Regions from separate parts of the Mus musculus genome. Here region 1 is linked to region 2. The links are chromatin loops, found by intact Hi-C in ENCODE. Cell type or tissue: left cerebral cortex. All regions are shown on one strand. Links, peaks and the distances in the headings refer to the core of each region. The heading gives the core; the rest is flanking DNA. Region 1 overlaps Gm33215 (a long non-coding RNA gene). Region 2 has its middle 31 kb from the start of Gm33381.

What was found. Peaks named below come from ENCODE experiments on the same cell type or tissue, not always from the same donor. Only the 100,000 strongest peaks of a DNase experiment are listed, where the experiment ranks them.
Region 1: it touches region 2 in a loop (8-fold over the local background); 1 of 42 quality-filtered maps calls a loop at or near these places.

What each region holds. Positions count from the first base shown.
Region 1 is chr3:101,628,867-101,638,027 of GRCm38, reverse strand. It overlaps Gm33215 (a long non-coding RNA gene), which reads left to right. Exons shown (of 3, transcript XR_375915.2): 3 at 3,560-3,979. Among named protein-coding and RNA genes, the nearest start is that of Gm33215, 17 kb to the left of the region's middle. In left cerebral cortex, for the core only: no CTCF peak of the experiment used is centred there; DNase peaks (open chromatin) are centred at 3,332 and 3,661; H3K27ac peaks cover 1,757 bases.
Region 2 is chr3:101,792,273-101,801,433 of GRCm38, reverse strand. No RefSeq gene overlaps it. Among named protein-coding and RNA genes, the nearest start is that of Gm33381, 31 kb to the left of the region's middle. In left cerebral cortex, for the core only: a CTCF peak has its summit at 5,618 (motif pointing left); DNase peaks (open chromatin) are centred at 3,240, 5,067, 6,698 and 7,232; H3K27ac peaks cover 3,227 bases.

The sequences.
Region 1 (9,161 bases), core at 530-8,529, 160 kb after region 2:
GTCTTATGAATCTTTTAAGGACTGGGAACCCTTGAGTGACCTTGGCTAGGTGCTATGGTCACAGGGTCTCTGTTGAGGTTTTGATAAAGATATCATCTGGAACTATAGCCACCTGAAAGCTTGCCCAGGCTGAGAGGGTCTGTGTCCAGAACCCCAATATAATTTGTCAAAGTTTCTCATTGGTCTTAATTTCTCACCACATGGACCTTTCTACAGACTGCTTCTAGGCCAGCTCCCTGGTCCTGGTATGACTGTTCAGAGTCAACCAAGACAGAACCACAATGATATTTGTATGTTCTTCAAAATGAAACACTAATACTTTCTGGAGTGCATGTGGAGTTGGGGCTTTATCCATGTGTACGTATGTGGGTAGGTGCAAGTGTGTGTGTGTGTGTGTGTGTCAGAGTTAATATTAGTTCCTCAATTGCACTCCACTTTAACCTTTGAGATTGAATCTGGAGCTCACCAATCCAGCTAGACGAGCCAGCCACTGGCTCTAGGTTCTACTGTGTCTGTCTCGACAACAGACACATCACTTGTGCCTGGCTTCTTACATGGATCCTGGGGATCTGAACTCAGGTCCACATGCTTAGTAGTAAACACTTTACCCACTGACCCATCTCCCCACCCCCTAGTGTGACTTCTGCTCCCATCTACTGGTCATGCATACTGGCTGAGGTGTTTGAAGAGAATATGGGGAGACAGGGAACATTGTCCTCCTTTTGAAGACATCAAGGAGAAAATGTTCCTCACTCTCTTCCTATTGAAGTTCACAGACCTGGGAACCTATGAAGTACAGATCTGTTCACATGTCATCACAGATTAAGGGGTTTGGGGGCTTCCAATCTCCCATAAGAGGAAAACCTTGGAAGCTAAACTAGCAACACCAATTCATAGAGACCCAAATCTTTTCTTTCAACAAGGAAACTTCAGTTTCTCCCAGAGTGTAATGAGTCAGAAAAGCTGGGGAAACTTCGACTGTAAACAACTGATGGAGAAGAAGAACCAGGCACCTCAGCAACCGTCCCTTCAAACCAGAGCCTGTCATTGGCTTCTGCCATGCAGGACAGACATCTAGAAGTGGAAGTACTTGCCAATTACAGACCAATGGGAGAGTCAGTTTAGATTTTTAGTTACTCAGAAAATATTAGAGGGTGATGAATAAAATCCGAGGATTTTCCTGACATATGTAAAGACCTGATTACAAAAGATTTGCATTCCGTATCCTGGAGTATGGCTGAATGGCTTTGTACTGGCTTGTTTCTGTTCAGGCAAGCATTTCACTAAGTCTTTCGTAATGCTCTTGGAGAAGTAATGGTGAGGGCCGCTTCATCGCAAGTTAAGCAATTCTTATTTGAAAGATGCTGATTACATTATTGTCGTCAACTTGAAAGAAGTTGCACACCTTAGGGCTTTTTGAAATTGAACCTGCCTCCCGCAACATTTTTAATGAACTAATTGGAGAAAGACAAAGAAAACATGTCCATTATAAATGCAAGGATTGTCTAGTTAGATGGGAGAGTTAAAAAGTGGAGTCAATGTTTCTACAGGTTTCTGACAAGCTGAAACAAAAGAGTGGTAAGTGACATAAAGTCCTGCTGGAGTCTAAAACAAGAGATGCCTGGCAATGCTGATGAGGTCATTAAGAATCTCTTACAGGAGCCACAAATACACCAAGTCAGCCCTTTGCCAAGTCTGCCCACCAGGTAACGAAAAAATAATTCTGTCTCATGAAGAATACACAGAGACTGAGCCTGATGAACAAATATGTGGATTCCTGCTGTGATTGAGAGATTGCTCCAGCTCGTTTGTACATTTAGCTCCAAGATCATGCTGTGTTCTGCTAATAACAATACCCTTCATGACCAGTCTGGTAATTATATCCAGAAAGAAAGGAAAAGAGTGATCTTGTGTTCTTTTTACAAATGTATTCAAGCATTGCTTAATAGAAAGATATATTTACCAGGAATTCTGCTGGATTCTGGAAACACAGATGTTTGGGTCACAGAACCTCAGGGTTAGAATTAGGATCTAGAGAAGACAGGGAGATGATAATTCATATCCTTCCCCAGATTCATATGCTGAAACCAAATCCTTACTGTGACATTATTAGGATGTGGGGCCTTTGAGAGGCAACTGGGTGATCGGCTCTGCCTGACCTGTGAGGCAGAAAGGGAGGCCTACCACACTGAATGCTGCCATCTTTATCTCAGAATCCTCTAGACCTATGAGCAATGCCAATTAGCTGCTTACCCGTTACTCTAGCAAGGTATTTTCTTACTGTGGCTTAAATAGATTAGCAAAGGGATGTGGCACGGGGTCTGTAGGATATCTCCCTGCCAAGATTCTTCAACCCCCTTCTACTTATTGCAGAACGAATGTTGGTTGTTCTCTAGAAGATTTTGCCTGTGTCATTAAGGTTCCTGATAAACGGACTTTAAGAAAGATTGCCTGATAGATTAAGGGTCATCCTAAGCACATGGACTCTTGACAGAGAGTTTCCCCTGCTGGTGTCAGTAGAAGTAGGAGGACCATTTCCCATTGCTTGCTTGAAGACAGAGAGACCATGAGGTGAACGATATGGCTAGCTCTTGGAGCTAGTACCAGGAACTCCAAGCTAGCTGATTAGCCTGTAAGGAAACAGAGACCTCAGCCCCATAGCCACAAGGAAACAGATCCTGCTAGTAACACGTATGGGTTGGAGGGGACCCCAAGTCCCACTCGGAAACTGCAGCTTCAGCATGATAAAATCTTAAGCAAGGCCTGAAGCCATGCTGTTGGCACTAATTAATCACCCTTGGTATACACCTCTCGTAAAACGGTTTCTTAGAGCCAAAGGGGTTTAAGTATCTTGTGCAAAGTCACACTGTTTACCGAAGAATCCAGATGCTTCTAAACTCTCTGTTCACACCCCATAGCACCACAAAGTCTCTGTTCACACCCCACAAAACACCACAAAGTCTCAGTTTCTTCCACTACTTTTGCTACCAAGCTGAAAAGTCCTTAGAGGAAGGAGTTCATGGATGTGAGCTCTTCTAGAACCCTCCCCGTTCTGAAGACACACTATGAGTAGTGCTGCAAATAGCTGTTGACATCTACAGAGTACTGACTGTGCGTGTTGCATTAGATTGCATTTAATCTTCAAAATAGCCCCAACAGGTAAACCATTAATAGCCCCCATTTCCTAGATGAAAATACCACCAAGACTGAAAGTCTAAAGGCTGTGTCTATGGTCCCGCAGCAAAGTGGCAGAGCTGAGATGAGGACACAGGCAATCTGGAGCCCGAGCCCACGCTCCTCCCACTCTGCCTCTGAGCCTCTTCTGTATTCCTGGTACCAGACGGGGTCCGTTGCATACATTTTCTCAGATATTCACACCATTCCTATAAAAGATTTATGTCCTCGATTTTACATCCAAGAAACTGGAGTGTCAGAGGGACTAAATAAACTTGCCCACGATCCTGATTTGAATGTAAAGGTTGAGTTTCCACCGAATCTATGATGTCCTGAAGTTGTTTGTCTTTCTGTGCCCTAACCAGTTTCTCTATTTTCCACCTAGGATTGGGCTGAGAACTGGAGACTAGACCTTCGTTCTGGACAAAAGGAAAAGGGATAAGGACAGAGGAAGGTGATGTCTGCCAGCTGCTGCTCCAAATAAAATGCACCTACATTTACAAAGGCCCTGGAGCTGGTTGCCTAGCAACATCTTTCTACCTCCCCAGTCTGTTCCATCCATCCTGACCCACCACCATACATCCACTGAGCTTGATATGCAAGGCCCTTGGGAACCCCCTCACTTTGAAGCTGCATTTATGCATCTTTGCCCAATTCATTGGGAAGATGCTTACAGCTTACAACTTGTAGGTAGTCCTGGTAGCATAGCATCATGTACCATTCATGACCCTGGGACAAGGCAAAAGAGAGCTGTCCTCCCTGCATGTCCTTCAGCAATACAGGATAGCTAGTGCTTTGAGAAAGAAAGGTCTCATTTTGGGCTTTTTGTCATGTCCCTGCAGGTTTAAAAAAGGAGTTTTGTGTTTCTCATGCACCAGGTACTTTAAATAGTCCTTTGAAATAAAGGCTTGATTTGGATAGATAAAATCTCTTTTTTTTATTTTATCGTCCATGTTTGAAGTCAGAGCCTCTTAAATTTAAACCTATCTTCAGTTCAACCAGCCTGAACAGCCTCGGGGTTCTTCTCGTCTCAGAGTCAAATGAGAGAGGACAAGACAGACAATGCAAAGTTTCCTGAACTCTTTAAGCATGGGCCAAGAGGCCGTTCAGAGTCTCCCGCTTCACCAAGTGTGCAAAGCTCCAGTGAGTCCCAGCTGTGCTAGCACTTTCATGGACCCTAGTCCCTGCTGCTTCCCTTGTCTCTTCTTCCATAAAAACAAAGACAACAATATAAAAAGCTGTAGCTTGTGACTGCACTGCTAACGACCGGAAGATATGCATCCACTGTAGTAAACAAGGTTCATTTTGCCCTTAATTCTAAAAGGGAGTAGAATGTTCTCACAGGCTTCTGAGAGGGTGGCAGGTTTGTGCCACTGAACCACTATGCCTATGATAAGTGACCCTGCTCAGAGTGGGTCAGCACACAGCAAGTGCTCCTGAGACACGGGTGCCCAGCTTTATGCATGGAGCAAGGACAAGAAAGATGCAAGTTGTGGCAGCGGCCTTCGTAGGACCAAAATCCAGCTAGAGGGAAAAATAAGCTTGCTGGCTACAATCACTAAAGTGTGGAAAGTCAAGTGTGGTAGCCTCTAAGGCAGACACCAGAACCCTTTTCTTACTCTGTTGTATTCTTATTTAAATAGCCGATGCGTTTCCCCCTAGGTATGGTCTTTATTTTTCTAATGCTCTCCTTAAAAGTCATCTAAATCTTCCCATTCACAAAATTTCAAAGACAAACCAAAGACATCTTTAACAAAAGCAACCACAGAGTCAGGCCACCAAATGGGTGTCCATCGAAGAACTGGACAGAATCTTTTGAAATCATCGATTATGGGGAAACATCTGGAGAGGTGAGAGGTGATGCTGGTCCGTAGGAAGACAGTTTAGATGCAGAATTATAGCAAAGTCTAGACTGGGCTTTGGCGACCATCAGGAAGGAAGATGCAGAGACAATGTATCCACTATTGTGCTAAAAGGCTGGAGATACTTTTGGAGAGGAAAGGCTTCTCCGAAGTCAGAGCCTGACGTGCTGTTTGTACTAAGTAAAAGCACTTGTGGAATCAAGTGGATGCCGTTGGATAAACCTAGTGACAAACTGTCTTTATAGTTCAGGTGCCCAGAGCCGAGGCCTGAACTAAAGCTAACGCCATATTGTACTAGTCAGTAAGGACTTGCCTTGTGCTGGGACCTGTGGCGGCTGTGCTGAGGTCAGTGACAAAGAGGTCATCAGCTGCATCCCAGGGCTGTGCTGATGGCAATGGAGGCTAAAAGTAAAGTCCAGAGACATCCAGAGACCTGTCAACCGCCACACAGCACAGCAGAGGCAGGAAAAGACTCCCAGAGGCCTGCCCTCCACCAGGGGCAGAGTGGACCACAAAGGGCCTCTCTCCATGCAGGAGGGGAAGATGCCCACTGCCATGCCATTGTAGACACCTAGAAGCCTGCTTACTCCATGCCATGCAGCACGGGCAGAGAGGTCATCTAGAGGCCTCCCAGCCACATGGCCCACCTTCAGGGCGAGCTACTGCAATGTGCAAGCGTGTGGTGGGTAGATGGGAGAGAGGAGTGGAACAGTTTGAGCACTGTGAAGGGAAATAGAACTGGAGACAGGAGGGAGTAGAGAAATAGCCTGTTGTGAATAGCCAGTCCTGCTACCCGAGGTCATGGTAAAATCCTGTTCCATGTCTCCACAGAGGGTCATGTTTGGGTCCTTGGGCATGCAGCAGCAGGGGAATGTGGTGATGTCCATGACTCATATTACCACTAGAGACCACGGGGGCATACATGATCTTGGCAGCCACTTGGAACCACATGGATGTCCAAGGGCTGTGCAGAACTGGCCCTGCCCTTCACAGCTCTGGAAAGCTGGCCTCACTTTCCTCCAGAGAGGAGGGAGAGGCAGGCCAGACACCTCTCCTGAGCAGCAGAGTGGAGCTAGCCCTGGTGGAAGTGGCATGAGTGAGCTAGCCTTGAGGGCAAGAGTGAGGGAGGGCTAGCCCCATGCTGTGAATTGGCATGGGCCCAGGGATGATGCTCTTACACCCCTCACATCTCACTGCCTACAGTAGTTGGCAGAGCTGGCCCCTGGGTCATGAGAGAAGGTGAACTTCCACGCCTGTCAATGTTTGTAGTAGGAGGGAGAGCAGGTCCTGCACCTTGGGTGACACAGTGGGGCTGGTCTTGATGGTAAGGCACAAGTGAGATTGCCCAGAGGGCGTGAGAGTGGGAGAGCTGGCCCAGTCCTTTGCCAGCTACAGCACTTGGGACAGTTGGTCTGGTACTTCAACTAGGCAGCACAGTGGAGCTAGCTCTGGCGGCGTACATAGGTGCAGGTAAATCAGCCCCAAAGGCATGAGAGCCAGAGAGCTGACTCTGCCTTCTGTCTACCGTGGCACTGGGTAGCCTGGTCACAGCAGTGCGGGAGAGCTTGCTTTGTTGATGCGGATAAGAGAGCGCTCACGGGCTGACCAGCTCACCTATCACCCATGCCCAGATCCAGGGTTTTGAGTTGGCCCACTTCAAAACCTGTACCATCTGTGAATTCTTGGAGCATGTGTAAGGGTCAGTCCTGCTGACCCAAAGCTGCAGGATCTCCATGACACCAGGCAACAACAAGGTAACTGGAAGGAGTTTGGGTGAGGATCCCGTGTTGATGGTGTCACAGAAGCCAGAGACCTCGAACCAGACTAATGATTCATTGCAAGGAACACTTGCAAGTGAAAAATGTGTGGACAGAGGGGCATAATGTAGGACACACTTGAGGCTTTCACAAAGATGTTTTCTATGCTTTGGTTTTGGTTTTGGTTTTTTGGGAGTGTGTGTGTGTGTGTGTGTGTGTGTGTGTGTGTTTTATTTGCGTGGCAGGGGGAGATTGCAAGGGCAGAGGGTGGATATGAAGGGGCAGAGAGATGAAGGGACTAGGATGCGTGATGAAAAATTCACAAAGAATCAACAAAAAGTTTTTTAAAAAGTAATTTAAGGAAGGGTGGGTTTAATTGGATTTCTAGTTTGAAGGTAGAGTTTCCCACAGTGAGGCAGGCAGGCAGCAGGAGCTGGAGGCAGCAGTCATGGCACAACAGGGCACAATCCTTCCACAGAGAGCTACCCATCTTACTTATCTTAGCATGAGTGGATCTTAGGTATTTCATCAGAGTAATAAAAGAAGTGAGAACAGACCACTGGTACTCTGCTTTGAAAGCGAGGCAAGCACAGGTGCATGAAATCTATAGGCCAATGTCCTCATTAAGAACAATGCTTCATTTCCCACTAGAAAACTAGTAAGTTGTACTTACCAGTGTGCACACCAACCAACTGAGATTGTTCATGGGATGCAAGGATGTCTCAACCTATAAAAACCAATGTACACACCACATTAATAGGTGAGGGGGAAAGGAAATATATGGTGATTTCAAAGGCAGAAAAACGTAAACAAAAATGAACCCAATCTAATGATAAAAACATTCAACAAACCAGGAATTGGAGACGACTGTTAACATAAAAGAAACCTTACATAGAAAGGACTCAGAGTAAGCCCACGCACGTTCAGGAATCAAAGGCTGGACTTTGTCCTTCAGGAATGAGATCAAAATGTTCATTATTTGCCGTTTCTTTTGAATATGGTTTATGAAATTCAAGAAACGAAATAAAAGGCATCCAAAATTAGATGGAATGAATAGAATTATCTCCTTTCACAGAGTATATAAGCTATGAAGAAAACAATAAAGACTCAACCATTATTATCCCTAACCAATGAATTCAACAAAATAGCAGGACACAAATTCAACATACAAGCAAAACAAAAAACAGTTGTACGTCTATTTACTAATAGTGAATAATCTATAAAGTAAATTACATGGCCTGGCAAGACAGCCACAGTGGGTAAAAGTGCTTGCTGCAAACCCGATGACCTGAGTCCGATCCCTGGAACCCACATATTAGAAGGAGACAACCAGTTTTCCTAAGCTGTGGTCAACCTCCACATGTGTGACATTGAACATACCTGAAACCCACCGGGGCCAGAAGAGAGTGTTGGATCCCCTGGAGCTTAAGTTACAAACGGCTGTGAGCCACCATGTGGGTGCTGAGAACTGAACTTGGGTCTTTGGAAAGAACAGTAAATGCTGTTAACCAATGAGCCATCTCAGTAGCCTGGTCCAATGATTCCTGACAAGGGTACCTGTGGTAGTTAAACTGAGAATAGTCCCCATAGGATAATATATTTGAACGCTCAGTTCCTAGTTAGTAGAACTGTTTGGGAAGGATTAGGAGGTGTGGCCTTATTGGGGGGATGTGCATAGCTGGGGGGTGGGTTTTGAGGTTTCAAAAGACTCCTATCGTTCTCAGTTAGCTGGATCTCTGCCTCATGCTTGTGGGTAAGATGTAAACTTTCAACTACTGCTCCAGCATCATGTCAGCCTGCCTGACCCAATGTCCCTCACCTTGATGGTCATAGAGTCACCCTCTGGAACCATGAGTCCCCAGTGTAATTCTTTCTTTCATAACGTGCCTTGACCATCGTGTCTTATCACAGCAATAAGAAAGTGCCTAAGACTGAACCAAGCCATTCAATGTGTAAAGGACCTTTTTTTTTTTTTTTCAACAACTGGTATCAGGAAAACTGGATTTCCACAGGTGAAAGAATAAAAGTGAACCCTTGCCTGACACTACATAAAAAAATAAAAAATAAAAATAAATGCTCTAAATGGATCAAACACCTAACTGTAGAACTTAAAACCACACAAGGGAACAGCAAGATAGCTCCATGAATAACGAACCTGCTGCCAAACCTGATGATCTGAGTGTGGTCCTGAAGATTCACACAGTGGAAGGAGTCCACTCTCACGAGTTGTCCCCTACGCAGTGATGTACACATGTGTGCACGTGCACATACATACACACTAGATAGATAGATAATAGATAGAAGATAGATGATAGAAAGATAGATAGACGAAAGAAAGACAGACAGGCAGGCAGGCAGGCAGGCAGAC
Region 2 (9,161 bases), core at 666-8,665:
TGGACCCTGAACTGTACAGGAAAGGAAAAGTGAGCTAGGCACGCCCCGCCCCCACCCCACATTGGACCTGAGAGGAAAGTGGTCCCTAACATCATTTCATTCACGGACAGTCCAAGGCAGTTTTGCTGCGACCACATGCATTGTTGACTGTTCAATGACCCTGGACTATAAGTGGTGGACCCCCTGCCCCCAGTTTTCCATTGTGATAATCATAAAACATGTATCTATGGCTGTCCCCTCATTTAAAAAAGTTCCTGGGTAGCTCTCACCCCCCTCCCCACCCCCGCCCCCTACTCCCATGCCCACCATTCCCAGAATAAATTGGTTGGATCCGAATTCTTTTGTTGGTGTTTACAAATTGTTTGGGGTTTGTTTGTTTGTTTGTTTTAACCCAATGACAATGGAACATGGAGTCAAGGGATCCCTCTGGTGCGGTGACAGAAGAGTGATTCCAGATAGAGAAACAGCAAAAGCTAGGAAATGGGTGCCGCTGGGGGGAAGGGAGGGGACAGGAGGAGAGAGGGTGGAGTAGAGACTGATGTATAAAGACTGTTAGTGAGGGCCCAGGTGCCAGTGGGATCAGGGTCACCAGCGTCGGGCTTCCCTTCCGTGTCTGTCTCAGTTTCTTTATTACTTTCTTCATCTTACCATTTGGTTAGGAGGCCCTGCCTCCAAGGGGCTCTGGCAACACTAAAAGAGCTCCTGTGGGTGAGATGTGAAGACTGTTCGAGCCTATGGTTCACTTCAGCCCCGGAGGCCATTGCTCCTTCAGCCAGTCCCACCCCACCCCCAACTCCCCCACCCCCCCACCCCCGCCCCGGGCATGAGCCGCGTCATCAGCAACAGGAAGTCACAAAAGTCTGAGCACCTTCTACCCACCGCTCTGTGCCTGGAACCCTCAGGCACTGTGGTTTTCCTTGCCTGGTGGCATCTGAGTGCGACCTATACCCTGCAGAAACACAGATAAAATGTGTGGTCCTGGGCTTCCCCGCACGTTAGAGCTGTGGGACCCAGGGGGGCAGTGAAGGTGTTTGGTACTCAGGCCTCTAGCGCAGGTGTATGACCCGCGAGTCCAGCAAGTTGGAAGCTCTGGAATAATACAATGAGGAACACTTCCCTTTTTTTTTTTTTTTTTTTTTTTTTTTTTGGTCTCAAAGTAAAATACCAAACACGACCCTACAGTAAAACATAGCAATAGGTCTTCTCATGAGGGTCACAGTTGATCTGCGGAAATCTGTCATTCCCATCAGGTAAATTTCAATCCCAGAGCAGTAAGTAGCTCCTCTGGGAACCAAATCCACCACGCAGTGAAAGCTCACACTTCCCTTTCTGAGCTCCTGCGGTGGTCAGCCAGATCTACTCAATCATGTGTGACCTTCTCTGACTCAGCCCGCAAAGGAGGCTGGGAGCAAGCACCCTCTTGGAGCAGTCAGGCTCCCAGAGTCCTCCCAGTTCCTCCCCAGCCCCGTTTTTCCTGTTGAATGTGATGGGCAGAGAAGGCTGCTCATTGGAGTCCCCTCAAACTAGCTTCGGTGGTGTCTTCAAGGGAAGTGACCTTTCTGAGTGGGTCCCCAGAGCACTAGAGATGCTGAGTGCGGTGACTCTGTGTGACACACCCTTGGCTTCTGCTCGCTTTACTGCAGTAGAAGCCTGATATCTGGCAGCCTCTGCCACCAACCCCAGGCCTGCACTTTGGGCACTGAGCATGCAATCTCTAAGTGCTCTGGACTCCTTTGAGAAAGAGGACATTAGCGCTGATGTTATTATATAGTAATGAGAAAATGTTCCTGTGGCAGAGCACAGTGTACTCTGCAAGGAAATATAGTTACCGGAATTACCCTCTCATGTATCGCCCCTCCAGGATATCAAAGTTGACAGCCCGGACTCAGGCCTGTGGTCATTTCCAGGTCACCTATCTGGTCCTCCTTCAACCTCCTCTGGCCTCGGAGGCTCAGGTCAGGTGCCTTCCCACCTATCTTCCCTCCACTCCCGAGAGTTCTGGGTGGACAGCAACTGTGCAAACACTTGGCTCAAATTTCCTTGTTCAGTTGCTGTGACAGAACCTGGGGTTAGGCAAAGTTTGCTTTCATTTTACACACAAGGAAAAACCAGGCCTGGAGTGGTTAAAGCCACTTGGCCAGTGACACACCAGGGGATGGAAATCCAGGTAACGGGGCTCGGTAAACAGATGATTGGACCCCATGCTTCGCAGCCCCACAGTCTGGGGCTTCTGTGTGGGTCTAGGTGCAGAACAAATTGTAGTCATCACGGTGCTTAGCATCCTGAGCACCGGGTGCTACAGAGTCAAGAAGTACTACTGATGAGCATCCCAGCTGTGTAGGAGGGGAAGCCCCCAGGCAAGCTCTGGGTCCCAGCGAGTGGACAGAGAGCCTCCATCTTAGCCACCTCCTCTTTTACCTGCCTACTTCTATCATGTGTGGTCCTAAAAGGAAGCCCATCCGATTCTACAGCCTAATGTCATCCTAAACACAGAGGAATTCCATGATCTTCTTGCATACATCCATTAACAGACCTACTGGAGAGGGACACCCCCTCCCTTTCAAATATGAGTATGGGGTAACTTGGAGAATGTACTAACTTTAAGCTTGAGTCCCTAGAGCTGATAAAAGTGACAGCCATTGAGAAGTGGGGGTGGGGTGGATTGAATTAGCAAATACATTGCTCTTAAGGATCTGAACAAATTATTATTTAAGTTGCTGAATTTTGGTCCATGGTATGGCTTTGTATGAATGCCATTCTGAATATTAGTTTAATAAAATAATGTTTCCACGTATACAGAAACAGGAGAGAGCTGAAGCCCATTTTGCAGTGCGTAGGCAGAGTGTAGCTGTGGTGTGGTGGTGGTAGGTGGTGGGCAGCTTTGAGTCCGTTCTTATGTATGTTCTGGCTGAAGCAAAGTCGTATGGATAATGAGACCACTACGACGATGACGACGTGTCCAAACAGTCCCTGCCTTTCATGTGTAGGCCTTTGTACCTTTGGATAGACTTTGGATTTGTTTTGCTTTCCTTTTGAATTTCACGAATTTAATTTATGAGATAAATAAAATTCCCGAGAAGTTGCCAGGGTTGCCAGGGGCCCCCCAGAAGCAGCCTTGTGCAGAGCAGCTGAGTTAGAAGAGCCAGCTGCTGCTCAAAGGCTCTGGGCCAGCTCCCTGAGCATGGCCATTAGCCAAGGAGACCATTCCAGCTTCAGTCTGGGGCTTTGCTAGAACATTGACCAAAAGCAATGCAGAAGAGGAAAGGGCTTATTCAGCTTACACTTACGGGTCACTTTCCATCACTGAGGGAAGTCAGGACAAGAACCTGAAGGCAGAGAATGCTTGCTCTTGCACACAGCATTGCCTCCAGCCAGGAAACTCACGCACAGCCAAGGATGTACTTACGGCAGGAACCACAGGGCACAGCAGGCTCACTCACGGGCAGGCGCATGCTTAGTTAGCTTTCTTATACCACCCAGGGCCACCTGCCTAGGAAATGATGCTATCCCCAGTGAGGCTGGGTTTATGGTTGTGTGTCCCTGTGGATAGGGGTCTGTTCTCCTGGAAGTTTCAACAGTGGTGACAGACATTGTCCCCCTTTGCTTCTGTTCTCAGCCCCCAGCAGTGTTCTGTTCTGCTGTGGTGCTGGAGGACACAGCCTCCCAGCTCCCCCTTGTCCTCACCCAGGTTTCTGCTCTCCTACTGCCCCACCCAGGCTGCATGAGGATGAAGCTGGATACCATGCTGTTTGTTGGAGAGCATTCGTGTTGAACAGAGAAAAGGGCCAGTATCCCTGGAGCCTGGAGGGTGTGGCCACAGATTTCCATATCCTACCACCCTCTTTGGACCTGAGTCTCCCTCCTACCCAGGCAGGAGCAACCTATGAGGAGCCCCCCCACCCCCCTCTGTGCTCTCTCATTGTCCGGCATCTGCATGGTGGGAGGGGGGGGCTGGGGAGGGGGACACTCTTCACTAGATATTGCCAGTAGAGCTTAAGGATTCCAGGCCACCCTGCCCTGAACAGTTGGGAGAACTGGAGATGGGCTACTGCCCCTGTGAGGCAGATGCTCTGAAGCCAGGTCTGGGAGAGCAGCCCTTGCCACACAAACCTGAGGCGATTCCTTCTGTAGCTCCAGGTCTTTCCTATTTGGTCAGGGTCACCCTCAGACTTCCCCTGGGGAATTGCTGGGCAGTGTGGCCTCCATGTGGGACTTCTGTTTGGTGAGGAAAGCACTAAGAAGCTCTACAACTAGGGATACATTGCCAATGCCTCCATGACTTGTTTTGTCTGTCTGTAAAATGGGGAAGAGTGAGAATTAAAGCAGCCACTCTATGCTAAGTAACCTGAACAATATCTGGAGGGTGGGAGACAGTAATGTCTACTATTAGGAGACAATCTCTGCCAGCCGAACTAACTTTTCTCTGGGTCTATTGGAGGGAAGAAAGGACAGTTAAGAAAGGACAGTTATCTCTTGCTGTGTCAGAGGTGGGAAGAGAGGAAGGCCACGGCCCTGTTATCCCTGGGAAGCACCCATGATTGTAGGGAATCCCCCCACCCCACCCCCACCGCCCGGGGCTGCCTCTCTGTCAAGGCAGGTGAGGACATAAGCGGCACAGACCCACCTCCTAGGACAGTGTACCTAGCTCTGCCTACTCTGAAATCTTTCCTTAAAGGTCATCGGAGCACCAGGACCCTCTCTCTAGAACTTGTTTCTTGATAAGGCCGGCAGATACAGGCTCTAAATTTAGACTTCAATAGGATTTTAAGTAAACACATTCTCCACACCAATTTGGATCACTCTTCTCTCCTGGAGCAGCGGGACCTATAGGGAGGCACAGAAGAGAAATGTCAAAGGCTTCAGAACGTGGGAGTGGACCCCAGGGAGAAGGTCGTCCTGGGGACTAGCCTGGCTTCAGGGATCTGCTGCCTCAGTGCAGGGGCCCTTAGCCACACCCTGGGTGGCCCACGCAGTCCGTCACACCCAAGGCACAACGTAGCACTGCTCTACTGTCTGGCCACGGCCCAGCAGGGAGGGAACAGGTGGCCAATGTTGTCTGTTGCCTCCTTTCAATCTTTTGAATGTAGCTTTCAGTGAGAGCAGTGAGCATTGAGCCCGTCTAGGGATGCAGGGGCCAGACAGGGAGGTGCAAGGGGTTCCTGGCAGCACTCACAGAAGGCTGGGAACTCAGATATCCAAATATCCTTACTGCTCCTTCTTCCTGCGAGCTGGGACGACGTGGTCAAAGGGCGGCTGAACGTGTCTGTTGCACCTGCGGGTCTTGGGCCTTTCATAAGGGAGGAGGGACAGTGGGAAGGAAGAGGAACGTCGAAAGAGGAGGGAATGAGGTGTATGTGTAAAGGAGGGGCGGGGAGGATTGGTACCCAGTGTTCTCCACCCTGACTACGGGGGTCCACTGTTCCCTCACTGGGGCTCCTCTGAATGGGGCACCATAGTAATTAATGGGTAACCTCATCTGAAGGACAGGGCTGGGCTGGGTGGGATGGCAAATATCAAGGCCTGAGACATCCCAGTCAGAGGGCAGAGAGATGAGGAAGGCCAGATGACACCCGCGGGGGTCAGGAGTGGCGGTCTGACTCAGTGGTGCCCCCTGTCGGTTGGAGGGACAACCAGTTCCCCTCGGTGTTCTGGCTTTCCCTTGAATGGCCTGACTTCACTATTTCCTTCCTGAGGCCTCAGTGAATTATTATTGTACTTTCCCTTCTGCTTCTGGTTAGGAATCTGAGGATGGAAAAAATAATGCAATCTCTCATAATTAATTCAGATGGCTGTCCCCGGGGCCGCAGCTGGCTCCAGGCAAGGAACACTGCTTGAGATATTGAATGGAGGGAAAGGAAGCGATAACCACAGCCTCCTCGGACCACAGGTAAAGGTTCAGCCTGCTGCCGAGTGTGGAGTTACACTGTGACACCGCCTCACACCAGCTTTGCATTGTTAACTTCTGTGTCACACAGCCCCTCTTTACCTGCAGTCCCTAAAGACGTTTTTTTGTGTGCATGCGCAGAAGGGGATATGAACGTGTATGAGTTCACCCGTGTCCTTCAGTCCAGGTGCATGTGGAAGCAGGGGCATCTTATTTTTGGAGACAGAGTCTCTCCCTGAACCTGAAACTCCCTGAATTGACTAGGCAGCTGACCAGTGTGTCCCTCTCCCAACTCCTGTCTTCCAGCCTGGAATTAGAAGGCACTCTCCATTACCTGTTTCTTGAGTGGGATCCGGGAATCAGATCGTGAGTCCTCCTCATGATGCACTCCACTTGTCTGATTGGGCTGTCTCCCCGAGGGTAACAAATCCCCGCAAAAGGACTCCTTTCTTTGGAGCTGATCAGTGTTCCCCTTAACATCTGTCATCCCAAGTCTTCCACCAGCTCGCATTTGCCCTCCGCCTCACTGCTTCATGATAATGCGTTCAATGTGAAGGGTCTGGAGTCGGTGCATATTACGCTGTATTACAGCTTGAAGTATTCCATTCCCCCTAAGATTTGTCTTCATGCAGCCAGTTAAGTGTCTGAGTTGGGCTTCAAACCCATTCATTCAAGCACCGCTCGGTTAAACACATGCATTTATTCTTTATTTAAATACTGTTTGGCGGTGTGCTTCTGAGCCGGGATGAAGAGGAATCCTTTGCCCCCCTCACTGCTGGGTTCCCAAGGCAAGGCTAACAGACTGGTAAACAAACCACTGTACCAAGAGGTGGGAAGAGAGAAAGGAGGATAAGAAGGAAACCTGGAAGGCCAACTGTGGATCCAGGCTGCTCCCCTCCCTCCACAGGAGAGACCCAGTCATCTGATAGAGAGTCTCTGTGCCCTGCTGCTGGGCATCCTATGCCCTTTCCGTTTTCCAAGGATTGGTAGATTGCTGTGAAGGGCTTCACCTCAATATATTTGGACGGAACAAATGCACAGGAACCGTCCTTATTCAACACGAGATGATTTAAAATTAATCTTAACTTGAAGAATAAAGGCTGGGGGGTGGGGGGCACAGGACGGGTAGGGGCCTTAGGTAAAAATGGAAAGCAGATGAAAGCCAATGCATTCCCAAGGTGTCTTTTTCTGTTTCAGTGTTGCAGGTTTTCAAAGCAGGATTGAAGTGTAAAGCAGAGGAAGGGTTTTCTGCTATGCATTTACATAAGAAACACGTTCAGAAAAAGAGGCTGTGATTCTGCAAGTGTCCTTATTATATAGTTCTAAAAATTCCCCCTGGGCTGAGGGAGGCAGAAGGGAGGTGGAGAGAGGAGGAAATAAAAACCTCCTTCTTCAGAAAGAGAATTGCTCCCAAACTCCAAACTCCACCTTGAGAAACAGGCACGTTGTGCTCGGGGGCAGACAGAGCCCTCCTTGTGTCTGGGCTCCACGCTGTCCGGCCTTCCTCACAAGTGGCCACCTCTTCCTACATCCTCCTGATGAGTCCCAACTTTGAACTTAATGCTAACTCATGAGCCTCTGCACAATTCACAAGGAGGCCTTGTTTGCAGCAGTTGCATAGTTTGCTGCAGAGGTGTATCCATGGGACATTTAACTGGCCGCAGGACTCAGGGTTGGGACAGTATAAAATGTCACAGACCTTCACACGCTCATACTATCACCATGTGCACTTGCATCTGTTCTGACATCAGTCAAATAGTTGTAACAGTCTCCTGCATGAATTTCACACCTGTAAGGGCAATAGTTATCGGCACATGGTCCAGGTTGCCTATTGCAACAGAACAAAGCACCCCAAATTCAGTGGCTTAAATGGCAATCCCTGTATTATGCAACGTGATTTTGTCAGGAGTTAGGGCAGGGCTCATTTGGGTGATTCTTCTGCTCAAGGGTGGCTTTGACTGGAGTCATCTCATGATATTCAGTGCTGAGGCTGGTCTAGAGGATCCAAAACAATTTTAATTGTGTGACTAATACTTTGGCCAAGAAGGCTATGAGACTAGACTCTAGAAAGACCTCTTTCTCCATATATTCCCTGGGCCTCCCACACTGTTGCTCTGACAAGGAGGTCAGAGTTCTTGTATGGAAGTTTAGGCTCTAGGACCGAAGACCAGGGCACAGAAAGCCCATATTGTTGATCTCTATGAAAGAATGTTTTTGTGAATCCCAATATGGCAAACCTGTTTATGTGTTCCTCTCTTATACAATGGATTTGTTCCTAGCCTGATTCATGTCAAATGCTGGTTATGAAAGTGTTGCCAAGATCTATGTGGCGTAGGCATTACCATGAACTTGTTAGAAATCTTAATTTGGGGGTCCCAGAAATTGTAGGGGTGGGACCCTGTTACTGGTCTTTAGCTACTTGGTGGGTTCTTTCCCTCTTCCATGACCCTTCTTCCATCCTTCCAACCCCCAACACTAGATAAAAGAGAAGAAAGAAAAGAAAGAGATCCCTAAATAAAGTCAGGAGTAGGGAAGGGGTGATGTTATCCTTCCTGCTAATTAGGGAAGAAGTTCCCTAGTGCAAGTTTGATCTTTGCTGTCAGAATACCTAATTTTTTTCTTCTTGTTGCTTCTTCTTTGCCCATGACTACTTAGCAAACTGCAACCAACAACAACCAATAACCAATCAACTAACCAACCAAGAACCCTCCCTACCTCTCAGGGCCCTCACACTTAAATGGCCAGAATTCATCTGCAGCTGGCAAAAATCACGCCCCTGCTAGAGCACGAGGTAAATCATAGTCAGCAGCCGAGGAAAATCTGAAGCAGCCCCTATCCCACAACTGGGATTAAAATGGAAACATATTCTTATAATATTTCTGTGTCCTTTAAAGAAATCCAAATTCCAGAAATCTTACTCCAGGACTCAGCAAGCTGAGTTTTGAGTTTTGATAAGGCCTCCAGGTGACGATTCTGATGAACATTACAATTTGAAAACACCTGTTCCAACGAACTAAAATCAGTTACAACAATCAAATCAGCAACTGAATCCCATTTAGAGAATCCATGGTCATTGTGACGTCCCATCAGGATGTGTTCAAGGCAATCATGGCAACAGCAATATGCAGTCAGTGTTGAGAAGCAGATGGAGTGCATCAGAAAGCTGACCCCAGACAGTTAGGCCGTGAGCTCCCAGTGAATTAGAAAGACTAACAAAACAGCATGGACCCAGGACTCTGGGGAACTGGGTCACAGAGAGTGGATGTCTTAGAAGCTT